Regions from separate parts of the Homo sapiens genome. Here all the other regions are linked to region 1. The links are chromatin contacts, found by Hi-C or POLR2A ChIA-PET in ENCODE. All regions are on one chromosome and are shown on one strand. The core of a region is the stretch at or near the end of the contact, and the rest is flanking DNA. Distances in the headings are between cores, read along the strand shown.

Region 1 (4,688 bases), core at 1,252-3,751:
TAGCTATTATTTTTCATTGCTACTGTCACCCAGCATCGACTTGATTCTTCTCTCTCACTGAAGTACTGCAATAGAATCCTATCTGGATTTCCTGCTTTCCACCTCCAACACCTTTGCTATTTCAATCCATTTTTCACACAGCTGTCAGAGTCACCTTCCTGAAATACAACCCTTTGTTTATATTAATACACACCTCGAAATTCCCTCAAATGCTCACTCTTGCTTATAGAATAAAATCTAAACTCTACTATTTAACATCCTCCACTGACTGGCTTCTACCTAATCTCTAAATTAATCTTCCACTAGTCCAAAAGTTACCCAAATAATTTTTGTTTTTGTTTTTTGAGACTGAGTTATGCTCTGTCACCCAGGCTGAATTGAGTGGCATGATCACTGCTCACTGCAGCCTCAACTTCCCAGGCTCCAGCGATCCTCCCACTTCAGCCTCCCGAGTAGCTGGGACCACAGGTGTGCGTTACCACACCTGGCTAATTTTTGTATTTTTGATAGAGAGAGAGTTTCACCATGTTGCTCAGGCTGGTCTCGAACTCCTGAGCTCAAGCAATCCACCTGCTTTGGCCTCCCAAAGTGCTGTAATTACAGGCGTGAGCCACTGTGCCCGGGCTTACGCTAGCTATTTATTTATTTATTTAGACTCAGGGTCTTGCTCTGTCACCCAGGCTGGAGTGCGGTGGCACAATCAATGTCCACTGCAGCCTCAGCCTCCTGGGCTGAAGGGATCCTCCTGCCTCAGCCTCCCATGTAGGTGGGAACACAGGTGCATGTCACCAAACATGGTTAATTTTAAAATTTTTTTGTAGAGATGGGGTCTCACTTTGTTGCCCACTCCTAGGCTCAGGTGATCATCTTGCCCCGGCCTCCCAAAGTGTTGGGATTACAGGCGTGAACCACTGCACCTGGCCATAATTTTTTCTTTTCTTTTCTGCTATCAAAATTTTTTGCCACCTCAAGGTATTTAAAAAGCAATTTAAAATGTTAATTACGAGATTGTGAAGCAACATGAAAAATGTTGAGTCAATGTCAGTTGTTTAAAAAAAAGGAAGTCACAGAATGACAGATAATAAAAACAATGTCTTTATCTGTATGAGGATCAGAAGGAAAATGTGAAAAAGGGAAAAGCTTATGATTCAATATGTAAAGAACTGGCTTAAATACATACATGCGGATGTTAATCACATATATATCTTGGAAATTATACAACACAATTTGTTACCCATTTTCACATAAATGTATTTAAATACCATTGTTTTAAAACATCTCAAATCTTAAGTCAGCCATGTAAATCTTGAAAAAGCAAATGCCAACCTTAAAATTATCTAATCTTTTAAAAGATAATTTCATATTTTTCACCTATTTATACATTTGCTTAGTGCCTGCTATATGTTAAGCACTATCCCAGTTACTGATTTGGATTTTTAATTTTAGACAAGGAACTCTAACTCCCAGAATTCTGCTGACTAAATCATTTGTTTTTTGTTCAACAAGTTGGACTAAGAAATACTAATTAGATGCTACTCCCTTTCCACTACTAGGCCATAATTATCTTGAACTCAGAGATACCAAACAATGATGGTTATTCCTGTTGGGTGGTTTCATTCTTTCTCTAACCTGCCAGACCTAGGTTTGGAGCGATGTTTATGAAAGTTGTGGATGATACCGCAGAACATCAGTAACCAATAAGGAGTCCGGTCCTAACAGCAGGGAGGGGCCCCCGAGAGTAGGGAAAACGGAAGGAGCGGCTCTTGCCCAGGCTATGCAGGAAGATGTCACGGCTGGACACCGGTCATTCCAATGGTCTCTTCTCAAGAACTTTTCAGAAAGTAGGCTCCTCTCGGAATAGGGGAAGATGAGTCTGTTAAACAGTGAGGTTTTTTGAAAAGCACGGGTTGATACTAACACGAATAAGCAGAATAAACAGTCCTTGCAAACTCCAGTGTGGGGTGGAGATGGGGGCGGAATAAACAGCGCCCGAATTGTCTCGGATGGAGAGACATCCCCAACTGGTGGAGCGCGGACGGGAGCGGAGAAGAGTGGGGAGCGCGGCCGAGGGCACGCACGGGCTCCGCGGGAGGGAAAGCCGGGCCGGGCGGCTCACCCGGGGCGGAGCTTCGCGGCCAGAGCGCGGCCGAGGCGAGGGGGTGCCCGACGCCAACGAGAAGGCCGCGTCCCGTCGCACCCCGCCCATCCCTGGTGCTGGCAAGGAATAAGGCAGGGCAGGAAAGCAGGAAGAAGTCCTCACACAGGTCCCAAAGCAACAAGTGCTCGCGGCGGCTCCTCAACAGACCGCTGGGTTGGGGCTGCAAAACGAGGCCCGGCACGGCAGCCTCCCGGCCTTCCCTCTCTCAACCCCTACCCCACCGCACTCACTCTGCCACACGACGCTCTTTAGCCCCCTCTCTGCCACCGGCGGCGCCATCTTCCCGACACTGCGGAGCAGCAGCCACCACCTTCCACTCCCAACCTACTTTGGCCGCAGAAGCGGCGTTGGGGTGGCCCCGCCCCTTGCTGCAGGGGAATGCCCCACCCCCTCTAGCAGACCGCGCCCTCCGGTGACGTCACGCGCGTCAGCAAGGGAATTTCCGCCCACTCCCGGACGGAGGCTGCGCAGTACAGGTGGAACCTCCGTGGGAAGTCGGGAGCCCCCTAGCGGGAGGCTGCTGTCGCCCGAGGTTCGACGTCCTGTGGCCTAGGAACGCGAAGTGCCAAACCGATCGTGAGCCAAGGCCGTCTATGAAATTCCGAGTTCACACATACACGAAGACTGGAGGATCCTCCCCATTACAGAAGAACCCTTCACTTCGCAAGGCGATTCATAATAGACTTCACTCAGTAGCCAGCCCAACTACCCAATGGAAAATGTACTGTCCCCAAATGATTATTTCATTCATTTTTTCAAGGACACAGTAATTGCGTAGAACTGTGAGGTTCCCTCCAGTGTGCCAAGAACTGTGCTGGACTTTTAGGAAACTCAAAGAAATGAGAGATCAACTCTTTCCCCTGAATAATTTACAATCTAATTAAAGAGCACAATTCCTGGAATGCTGCAGGTAGTTAAAACTTAGTTTAAAAATTGAATGCCTTAATGATAAGATATACATAAATGAACCAACAAAAGAATAATCATTTATTAACAAATTTATGCAACAAATGTAGGGAGGGCCTGTTAATGCTTCAGAATCTACAATTATTGTTGAAAGTTGATTCACAGAGGAGGAGATCTGAGCTCAGAAAGTTTAGGTAGAGATCTGTTTACTGAGATGGTTCCTTTGGGACTTTAAATCAAAGTAATCAAACGTAAGTGAGATCAGTTTAGTTGCTAAGAGCCCTAACTGTGAGATAACCATGTGACATTGGCAGAAAGTAGGCTTTCCTAGAAGGATTTGCAAAGAACCAGTGGCTGTAAAGATTCAAATTGGTCACACAGGGAAGTAGAAGTGGTTAGATACTACTACTAATAATAATGTCTAATATTTACTGAGTGCTTACTTACCATATGCCAGGCACCATGCTAAGTAGATTACCTCACTGATCCTCAAAGCAACACTTACAACAAGGAAACTGAGGCTTAATGAAGTCAAGTAACTTGCCAAGGATGCACTTAGTGGTGGAGTGGGAACAAAGATCAGGCTTGGGCTACATGGAAAGCAATAGAGTAGTCTGTGGGGTAACCTGCAATTTTTAGGAGAGGAAAGGCAAATGAAGAATTAAGAACAGGCTGGGCATGGTGGCTCACACCTGTAATCCCAGCACTTTGGGAGGCCTAGGCAGGAGGACTGATAGAGGCCAGGAGTTTAAGACCAGCCTGGGCAACATAGCAAGACTGCTGTCTCCACCAAAAAAAAAAAAAAAATTAATAAAAAAGTTAGCTGGGCATGATGGCGCATGCTACCTGCAAGCTGAGGAGTCGTAGCTACTTGCGAGGCTGACGTAGGACGACTGCTTGAGCCTGGGAGTTCCAGGCTGCAGTGAGCTATGATCATGCAACTGTACTCCAGTTTGGGGAACAGAATGAGACCCTGTATCTAACAATAAAAAAGGCCATAAAATGGGTTCTGGCACAACCTATGGCTGAGTGGTTTTTCTGTTCAAGGCTTATATGAGAATAGAAGCTGGAGCCCTGACCTCCTTTAAACCTACTCTAAATTGATTCAGTTGCTCAATGTTTTAAACAAGTGCACATATGATTTCCCTCTCCCTTTTCATTTTAAGTTAGGTTCTGCTTAGTTTAGCAGGGTGAAGCCCCAATCCATAAGAAAAATATGTGCCAGGGAAAATTCACCCTTCTGAGGTGAAGCCCCTTGCTCTGAAGAGCCAAACCAAGAGGGAAGAGTGAGATGGGTGAGGTGCCTCCATCTCTTACCCTTCAGGAGAATGACCAGGTGCCAGGGAATAATACAGGTCCCTCTGGGTTGGAAGTTTGACTCTGGTCACATGGGGTGCAGTTCTGGCTCATGCTCCTGAAGGCCAGAGTCCTTGGTGGCACTGCGGAATAGTGGAGCAAGCATGGTCTTTAACTGCACGTAGGCATAGGTTTACATCCTACAAAATCTGGCTCTGCCTCTTACTAGCAGTGTGACCTCAAACACCTCAGTTTCATTGCACCTGTGTGCTGAATATGAATATATTATCTCAAACCTCGCAACAGCCCAGCAAGATGACCATTGCCA
Region 2 (4,688 bases), core at 1,166-3,665, 470 kb before region 1:
CCTTGTAAGTCTACAGGAAGACAAATTGGTATAGTTGTAGTGGAGGGCTTGGTGAAGCTTGCTATGTGTCCTCAATTAGGGAGCATGATCTGAGTTCTTAATGTGGCTCTGGTTATAAGCCCTTGCTCAAGGCAATGAGAGAAGAACTCCATCCTCTGATCTGAAGTTCAAGATGTCAAAGAACCTTGATATAAATCTGCCAGTGTCTACCTTGGGCAGTTGGGAACTTGGGAAAAAACATAAATTCCATTTGGATGCAAAGAGAATATTGGAAAGGGTTGTCAAATAGAAAAGAATCAAATTAATAGATGCATTGGAAATAAACTATTGGCCAGGCATGGTGGCTCACACCTGTAATCCCAGCACTTTGGGAGGCTGAGGCAGGCGGATCACTTGAGGTCAGGAGTTAGAGACCAGCCTGGCCAACATGGTGAAACTCCCATCTCAACTAAAAAAAAAAATTAGCTGGGTGTGGTGGTGCACACCTGTAGTCCCAGCTACTTGGAGGCTGAGGCATGATAATCTCTTGAAACCGGGAGATGGAGGTTGCAGTGAGCCGAGATGGTGCCACTGCACTCCAATCTGGGTGATAATGAGAGACTCCGTCTCAAAAACAAAACAAAACAAAACAAAGAAAAGAAATGACTTCACATTTAGGATTAAGTTTTTTAAAACAATAACATAAACTACATAAACTGCTTTTCATAAAGAATATAAAGTGCCCTGAAGACAGAAAATATTCACGCCTCTAACAAACCTTTATCAAGGCCTTACCAAGGACCAGGTACAGTGCTAGGTACTGGGATTTTATGTATAAATGTGTATATGTATATCCACATATATACTGTATGAATAAAATTGAATCCTTGTCCCTGAAGAACTCACCACCTATCTACTTTTCAGATAAGGGACAAATCCCTCAGATGTGGACATTATACCCAAAAGACTAGCTAACACATTCAAAGTCATTTAGCACTGGCTAAGGGCTGGACTGACACAAAAATCTGATACTCCTGACTTCAGATTCAGTAGAACAGTGCTCAGGCTAGTTTTATCCTAAACAAAAAATGTGGCAAAATTAAATTCCATTGCAACTCGAAACTTCAGGTCAAGTGTGGAATCTCACAATCAAACAAACTACTACAATAGAGGGCCTAAGACATAGAATCAGCACAAAACTCAAGTTAAACAAATATTCTTTTGACATCCAAGATCCTTATAAACAGGAGAAAATCAATTTTCCTAATAGAAATCCATCACACTCTTGGATAGTGGCTGCCTTTGCAGTGTACTGTCATCGACCTAGCTCCCAGATGGTTGCAGACCTATTGCATCAGACAAATCAAATCACAAGTACTTGACAGCATCCGCCCAACCAGCGACCACTCCAGTTAATACAGGCAGAGATTTATGGGCAGATGGTTCTATGGTTTTATTCGGCTTCATGATAGATGCCCGATATGACTCCAAGATCCGGCAGTTCCAGGTTCTAGCCCAACTCTGCCAATGTCTTTAAAGGAAAACGTCCACAAATCACAATTAAACAGCTTCAGTCATTACAATCTTTTGCTCGCCTCCTCACTCCCCTCGCGTTTGATCTACCACGGAAAAGACTTTTCTAATTCTTAAAGGTATGCCCATAGGTCGGGGGATGGCCTTCCGAAAAGCTTCAGGGTCATTTATTTTGGCCAAGAGCGGCCTCCAACGCCCCGAAATGCTTCCGATACCGAAGGAATGAATCTACTGTGTTGCAGAAGTGACGCAGTCTCAGGAGAAGCCTTTGATCCTATCAAAACAAAGGAAAACCACTCTGGCCTTGCTGAAGATGAGAAAAAGACTGGGGGGGACCAAAGATTCGTGTTAGGAAAGCCGCGTAGACCCCACAACCTCCCGCCCCGGCATGTTCTGGCAACCCCTGGGGCAGGAAGGCTTGACAGCTCCCGATGCGCGTGCGTACGCACACTGGCAGCGAACGGCACTGAGCACGCGTGGAAGGGACCTCGCTCCGCCCGGGTGGAGGAGAAAGTGGGATGACCCCGGCGACCAGGCTGTGTTTTCGGGGATGGGGAGAACCTCGGAGCCACCGCACCCTGGGAGGGGGTCTGACGAAGGGTGGAAGCTGTGGCCTCAGGAGCGGTGGCTGGATTTGAGAGAGAAAATTGGGTTTAGCATCAAGGAGGTAACCCGCCCGTCCCGGTACTTACATCGTCGCCACTCGCTGTCTGCCTTCACCAGCTGGTCCACTAGTCCCGGGTCCTTGAAGCGCTTCTCCTGCGTCTCTCGGATGAGGGCTGGGTCCCCTCCTTTATCCACCCGAAACAAATCCAGATCCAGCACCATCTTCTTTCCTCCCGGGCCAACGCTCAGGGAAGCAAGGATCGCGCCGCAGCACTCAGCCTGTGACCGCCGCACTGCGCCGGCGCGCTGACCCGCCCTTCCTGCGCAGGCGCAGCTGGAGCCCGCAGGCGACCCTCCCCGCGACCGGAAGCGGCTGGTTGGAGGCGGGGCCGCGGAGGGAGGGGAGGGGAGAGTGGGTGGGCGTGGGACTATACCTCTGGTTCCTGCTCCCCAGCTCTGCTACAGTCTGCAGGAACTGTGATCGCCACATAAAAGTGTGAATGCCTCAGTTTCCTACTCCTGTCTCAGGCTAGGCAGAGGCCTGTCCCCTCATCCCTAGCTTAGAGGCCGGGGCCTTCACCAGGTGCCCGTTTTCCTCTCACTAGGTTGGGTTCTTCCACTGGGCTCTTTCCCTGAACCTCGGCCGTCTTCTCCATCTTGATACAAGAGGATGGCATATTTAGTCCCAGGGCTACCTCAGCTTAAGATTCCTGCTCTCGTGCCTTAGAAATGGTATACCTTTATTAATCTGATTATTGGATAAACCAAATTGTCACTTTACCAACTCTTAAGAGCACAGCTTTGGGAAAGTGCGGTTGTCTTTTAGAGAGAGACGAGAGAAAACTTTTCCAAAGGGACATTAAGCAGATTTGAACGCCGTATAAGGTGTTGAGGTCATGTCTTGGGTCAATTTGAAAGCGTCTTGAAGAACGGTTTGTATCATACTTTGATTTTATAATGTTCAGACCTTTAAATGAAATATTCTAGTTGCCGAGTGAAGCCAAAGTTATCAAAGAATCTCCCTGATAACAAGAGATTATTTGAAGGATTTGGGAACAGGTGATCTCCTCCCCCACCCCCACCCCCAATCCTTCCACTCTGCAGAAACTTTAAAGCCTCACTTCCAATGCCTTCTCGAAGCTAGATGTGCTAAGACCTTCTTGATCTTATACCGCCGTCATGGACTCCTGAGATGAGGGTGTGACATAGCTAACTATCATATTATTTATTTATAATATGAAATATATTTGGGCTTTGTCCCTGGTTCCTGACACAGCCCCTAAAACCCTTGAATTTCCTGGGTTATACGTAATGGGTCTCTTTGATAACACCTGAGTTTATAATAAGGAGGTGATTTAGGATGGGGGCCCTAGATAACCTTAGGATGGGGCCAGTCACCAGAGAGACCAAGTGATTGGAGGATTGGAACTTTCATCCCCACCCTTCAACCTCCAGGAAAGGGGGAGGGGAGGAGCTGGACATCAAACTCTATAAACGCTCGAACAACAAGAGTTGATGAGCTTCAGGGTTGTTGAACATGTGGAGATGCCAGGAGGGTGTCTTGCCCAGAAAGGTTATGGAAGCTCTGCACCCCTGACACCTTGCCCTATCCATCTCTTCATCTGGCTGTTCATTTGTACCCTTTGTACTATCCTTTATAATAAACTGGTAAATGTTTCCTTGAGGTCTGTGAGCCTTCTCAGCAAATTAATCAGACCAAAGGAGGGGGTAGTGGGAGCCCCAGTTTATAGCTGCTAAGAAGTATAGGTGAAATCTACTACTTGCAATTGGCATCTGAAGAGGAGCAGTCTAGTGGGATCAAGCCCTTACCCCATGGAATCTGACACTACCTCCAGGTAGCTAGTGTCAGAATCAGAATCGAATTGAATTATAGAATGCTTAGCCAATGTCCACTGGAGAATCGCTTGGTGTCTGAGGAACTTACCCCCCAGGGCCCCTCACCACTGCATCTGGTCACAGAAATGTTGTGTGTTGAGTGTGGGTTTTTGTTTTTGTTTTTTGTTTTTTGTTTTTTTTTGCCTCTTACACTATCCCTGCTCCCCAAAAAGCCTCTGCCAAGCCAACCCTGAAGTGTAGGTCAGGTCTAACAACAATGATAGAGCTAAGTAGAGACCCTGAGGGAGGCAGAGGAAAGGGGCTTGTCTGGGTGTGCTCTCCTTGGTTCAACCTGCCTATGGTATTAGATTTAAAACCAGTGGAAAGGAAGGGTGAGGAGCTGCAGTCTTGGAGGAAAACATCTAAGAAGACTCTCCTCAAAGTGTTGGGTTCCCTAAAACCTTCTGAGGGCAAGGTCTGTGATGGGGGCGCTCCCTGCTTCCATGTCATTGAAGGCACCGCCAAAGTGTATTGCCAATTAAGTTTCTAAAACAGTGGCAGGTGTTTCTGAGGCTGAAGTGATCCCAGGCCTAGGGGAGGAGGGCCACTGGGTCAACCCTTTAGGAAGGTCATCAATGTCATTCAACAAGTGATCTTGAAATTCTGATCTCTCCAAATTTATTCATGCATTTTTACAATTGATCTTATCATTAGATTACAAACATCTCCCTTTA
Region 3 (4,688 bases), core at 846-3,345, 330 kb before region 1:
AATGCAGACTGATTTGGGTGAGTATTGTCGACCTAAAAGGAAGAAGCTGAGGCAAAATTAATATAAATAGAGAGTTTATTTGGGCCAAACTTGAGGATTACAACTCAGCAGCATAAAGTTGCCTAGAATATACACTCTAAGATTAGCAGCAGGTACAAGTGGATTTTTAAAGGAAAAGAATGAGGACAGGGAGTGGGCTGATACAAAGTTGTCTTTAAGGAGTTCTCATTGGTTCACAAAAATAACATTGATTAGTAATTGGCTAAACATTATCAAGCTATAGGGTGTGCGATATGGTGTCTGATGGGGCATAATTAGGCTAATTTATAACTAATACTTGTGGCAATAGCAAGCGGTTTTAAGACATAAATACATAGCTCAAAAGGGGGCAAGCAGGATGTGATTGCCTCTCATTTTAATGCCTCTTTGGGCCTAATAATTTAACTCACATTCCTCAAATCAAAGTTATTTTTTCATTATTCACTATTCAAATTATTACAAGTGATGTTGCTTTTGGTGACGTTATTTCTTGAAATGGTACACAGCTCTTAATGAATTCCAGACCAAACAAAATACAATTACTATTCAATTTTGGGGTAATAACATTCCTAGAAACTTCAACGTACATTAAAAGTGTGGGAAAATGCTTTGTGTTTATTTTTTTAATTTTTATTTTTTGAGGTGGAGTCCCGCTCTGTCACCAGGCTGGAGTGCAGTGGCACAATCCCGGCTCACTGCAACCTCTGCCTCCCGGGTTCAAGCGATTCTCCTGCCTCAGCCTCCCGAGTAGCTGGGATTACAGGCGTGCGCCACTACGCCCAGCTAATTTTTGTACTTTTAATAGAGACGGGGTTTCATCATGTTGGCCAGGATGGTCTTGATCTCCTGACTTTGTGATCCGCCCACCTCGGCCTCCCAAAGTGCTGGGATTACAGGCGTGAGCCACTGCGCCCGGCCGCTTTGTGTTTATTAACAAAGATAGGTTCAACTCTCAGATAATTAGTTTTCACTCACCGAATGTTCAGCAGGACATTCAGAAATCGTGTGTATTACGGGATTTTCTTTATGTAGCATCATCTGTTACACTGTAGGGACATTTATATTATATCCCTAGCTCTGGCCTTCCGATGCCTGTGGTTTTGCCAGCCATTGTTCTGACCAAAAGCCTTCCCCGGTGGACACGGTGGCTCACACTTGTAATCCCAGCACTTTGGGAGGCAGAGCGGGGCAGATCGCTTGAGGCCATGAGTTCCAGACCAGCCTGGGCAATGTGGGGAAACCCCATCTCTACTAAAAATACAAAAATTAGCTGGGCATTGGTGGTGTGCGCCTGTAATCCCAGCTACTTGGAGGCTGAGGTGGGAGGATGGCTTGAGCCCAGCAGGTCTAGGCTGCAGTGAACCCTGATTGCGCCACTTCACTCCATCCCGGGGGACAGTGAGGTTGTGTCTCAAAAAAACAAAAATAAGGCCGGGCATGGTGGCGCACGCCTGTAATCCCAGCTACTCGGGAGGCTGAGGAAGGAGAATCACTTGAGCCCGGGAGGCAGAGGTTGCAGTGGGCCGGGATCGCGCCACTGCACACTTCAGCCTGGGCGACAGAGTGAGACTTCGTCTCAAAAAAAAAAAAAAAAAAAATCAAAAAACCTTCACAAAATTTTAAATGCTTAGTCTCGGGACACCATCTCTTGGAAATTTGTGATGAAGCACAGTATCCCCAATAATTAACACAGTGCTTAGAAACAGTGGAACTACAAATCTTTAAAATGATTTAAAAGCATATTTGTCTGATAAAGGACTGCTGGCTTGCCCTCCTATGATCCATAGCTTCGCAGTCCCCAAACAAGAAGCTGTGATTCAATACGCAGTAGCAAATTCAGGGTGACAACGAGATACTCGCGACCTAGCCCGTGATTTCCTTTTCTTTGTTAGTTTTCAATTCCTTCGGGATTACAGGGAGGCGCTCCGGCCTCCTCCCTTAGAGACTGTCGCATTTCCGCCGCTAGGCCGGAAAGCACCACCGTCCTCCCGCAGGCCGCAGAGGGCTAGGCCCAGCTACGGCCCCGCGCGTCACCGGAAGTGAGGCGGCGGAAGTAGTGTAACCAGCTGGGAGCCAGCCGGCAGGACGCTGTGAGTTGGCGTGCTAGTGGGATGGCAGATGAGGAAGAAGACCCCACGGTGAGTGACCGTCTCTGTCCAAAACCTGTCTTTTCTTCACTCCTTCGGGCTCAGTAGCGGAGGCAGAGTTCAGGATCGGGTCTGCTTGCCTTAGTGAATTCAGCGGACAGAGTTCGGGGACTTCACGCCCTAAGGATTGATCATTTTAGAAAGTGGGGAAGGACATGAAGGAAGAGTAGGTTTTGTGACCCCTTTCCCCTTGATTTTGGTCTGTATTTGCCAGACACTGAAACACGTACAGAATCATCAGAGATCAAAACTAACATCTATTAGCGCGCACTATGAGCCAACAGTTCAATTGTTAACAAAACTGTACTTACTGTGAAGTAATGGGAAAAGAATGCATTGAAAGTCAGACAGCCTGGATTTCAAAATTTCCATTCTCTCTGAGCAAGTTATTTAACTTTGAACATCAGTTTTCTTTTTATAAAATAGGGTTACGGGCTTACTTAAGGAACGTTTTTAGCACTGTATAAGCAAATGCATAGGAAATATTAGTTTTGCTTACTACAAAGTCTACAAAGGTAGACTTTGATTCAGTATCAACTGTTTAACAGTAACAGTAGTAATAGGCCACCTTAGTTGTTTAAAAATAAAACTTATGGTCATTGGAACTCTTACAAGTAGAAGCAGTAGGATTATTAGTTAGGAACATTGTAGAAGCCATTTTTGCATGAGTTGGAAGTTGGACTAGATACATAGGCTCCTTCAATGCTAAGGTTTCGTGGTTTTTTTTTTTGCTGCTTCCTTTGGCTTTCTGGCCTATCTGTTGAAAAGGAAAAAAAAATGTCATTATTAAAATATCAAATGCAAGGCAATTATTTGACATTTCTATATATACATTTTAACTTCTAGTTTGAGGAAGAAAATGAAGAAATTGGAGGAGGTGCAGAAGGTGGACAGGGTAAAAGAAAGAGACTTTTTTCTAAAGAATGTAAGTAGTATTTGACAATGATTTTGTTATAGATGATGAAAACTTTTGGACATGTCCTTTCAAAGTAGCTTTATTGCTTTGAATGTTTCCCTGTAGGGATAATATTCTCAGACTAGCCTATCAAATTCTGTTTAACTTTTGAATCAGATAGTACCAATCCTAACCCCAATTGTGTGTGTGTGTATAAATTGCTTTTTTTTTTTTTTTGAGACGGAGTCTCGCTCTGTCGCCCAGGCTGGAGTGCAGTGGCGCAATCTCTGCTCACTGCAAGCTCCGCCTCCCGGGTTCATGCCATTCTCCTGCCTCAGCCTCCTGAGTAGCTGGGACTACTGGCGCCGGCCACCACGCCCACCTAATTTTTTTTGTGTGTTTTTATTTTGCTTTATTTTATTTTTTTAATTTTTTTAGTATTTATTGATCATTCTTGGGTGTTTCTCAGAGAGGGGTATTTGGCGGGGTCATAGGACAATAGTGGAGAGAAGGTCAGCAGATAAACATGTGAACAAGGGTCTCTGGTTTTCCTAGGCAGAGGACCCTGCGGCCTTCCTCAGTGTTTTGTGTCCCTGGGTACTTGAGATTAGGGAGTGGTGATGACTCTTAACGAGCATGCTGCCTTCAAGCATCTGTTTAACAAAGCACATCTTGCACCGCCCTTAATCCATTTAACCCTGAGGGGACACAGCACATGTTTCAGAGAGCACGGGGTTGGGGGTAAGGTTATAGATTAATAGCATCCCAAGGCAGAAGAATTTTTCTTAGTACAGAACAAAATGGAGTCTCCTATGTCTACTTCTTTCTACACAGACACAGTAACAATCTGATCTCTCTTTCTTTTCCCCACATTTCCCCGTTTTCTATTCGACAAAACCGCCATCGTCATCATGGCCCGTTCTCAATGAACTGTTGGGTACACCTCCCAGACAGGGTGGCGGCAGGGCAGAGGGGCTCCTTACTTCCCAGATGCGGGCGGCCTGGCGGAGGCGCTCCTCAGTTCCCAGACGGGGTCGTGGCCGGGCAGAGGCGCTCCTCACCTCCCAGACGGGGTGGCGGCCGGGCAGCGGTGCTCCTCACCTCCCAGACGGAGTAGCGGCCGAGCAGAGGCGCTCCTCACATCCCAGACGGGGCGGCCGGGCAGAGGTGCTTCCCCACATCCCAGGGGATGGGCAGCCAGGCAGAGACGCTCCTCAATTCCTAGACGGGGTGGCAGCCGGGCAGAGGCTGCAATCTCAGCACTTTGGGAGGCCAAGGCAGGCAGCTGGGAGGTGGAGGTTGTAGCGAGCCGAGATCACGCCACTGCACTCCAGCCTGGGCAGCATTGAGCACTGAGTGAGCGAGACTCCGTCTGGAATCCCGGCACCTCGGGAGGCCGAGGCGGGCAGATCACTCGAGGTCAGGAGCGGAGACCAGCCCGGCCAACACGGCGAAACCCCGTCTCCACCAAAAAATACAAAAACCAGTCAGGCGTGGCGGCGCACGCCTGTAGTCAGGCAGGGAGGCTGCAACGATCCCAGATCGCTGCAGTACAGTCCAGCCTCGGCAACAGAGGGAGACGGTGGAAAGCGGGAGACGCAGACGAG

The links. Hi-C counts contacts between places; a loop is a spot of excess contacts on that map. ChIA-PET counts read pairs that join two places held with the same protein, here RNA polymerase II (POLR2A). Pooled maps may share reads with other maps.
Region 2: a map of B cell shows a loop between it and region 1 (24-fold over the local background). The contact joins the promoter of SARS1 here to the promoter of STXBP3 in region 1. A Hi-C loop is called at or near these places in 3 of 168 maps with a recorded cell type or tissue (B cell, CD8-positive, alpha-beta T cell and naive thymus-derived CD4-positive, alpha-beta T cell), 3 of 37 single-sample maps with no recorded cell type and 10 of 50 pooled maps. POLR2A ChIA-PET finds 5 or more read pairs at or near these places in 1 of 52 experiments (activated T-cell).
Region 3: a loop to region 1 is called in a map of PC-3, with 8 times the contacts of the local background. The contact joins the promoter of TAF13 here to the promoter of STXBP3 in region 1. A Hi-C loop is called at or near these places in 2 of 168 maps with a recorded cell type or tissue (PC-3 and naive thymus-derived CD4-positive, alpha-beta T cell), 2 of 37 single-sample maps with no recorded cell type and 7 of 50 pooled maps. POLR2A ChIA-PET finds 5 or more read pairs at or near these places in 3 of 52 experiments (H1, Panc1 and naive thymus-derived CD4-positive, alpha-beta T cell).

What each region holds. Positions count from the first base shown.
Region 1 is chr1:108,744,487-108,749,174 of GRCh38, reverse strand. STXBP3 (syntaxin binding protein 3) reads right to left here and starts at 2,501. Exons shown (of 19, transcript NM_007269.4): 1 at 2,389-2,501. The coding sequence starts at 2,437. RefSeq lists a silencer at 2,000-2,119 and enhancers at 2,320-2,729, 2,252-2,822.
Region 2 is chr1:109,211,645-109,216,332 of GRCh38, reverse strand. It overlaps SARS1 (seryl-tRNA synthetase 1), which reads right to left and starts at 2,415. Exons shown (of 11, transcript NM_006513.4): 1 at 2,205-2,415. The coding sequence starts at 2,340. RefSeq lists an enhancer at 1,992-2,351 and a silencer at 2,402-2,621.
Region 3 is chr1:109,073,410-109,078,097 of GRCh38, reverse strand. It overlaps TAF13 (TATA-box binding protein associated factor 13), which reads left to right and starts at 2,095. Exons shown (of 4, transcript NM_005645.4): 1 at 2,095-2,177; 2 at 3,033-3,111. The coding sequence starts at 2,151. RefSeq lists enhancers at 1,838-2,087, 2,188-2,247, 2,852-3,838.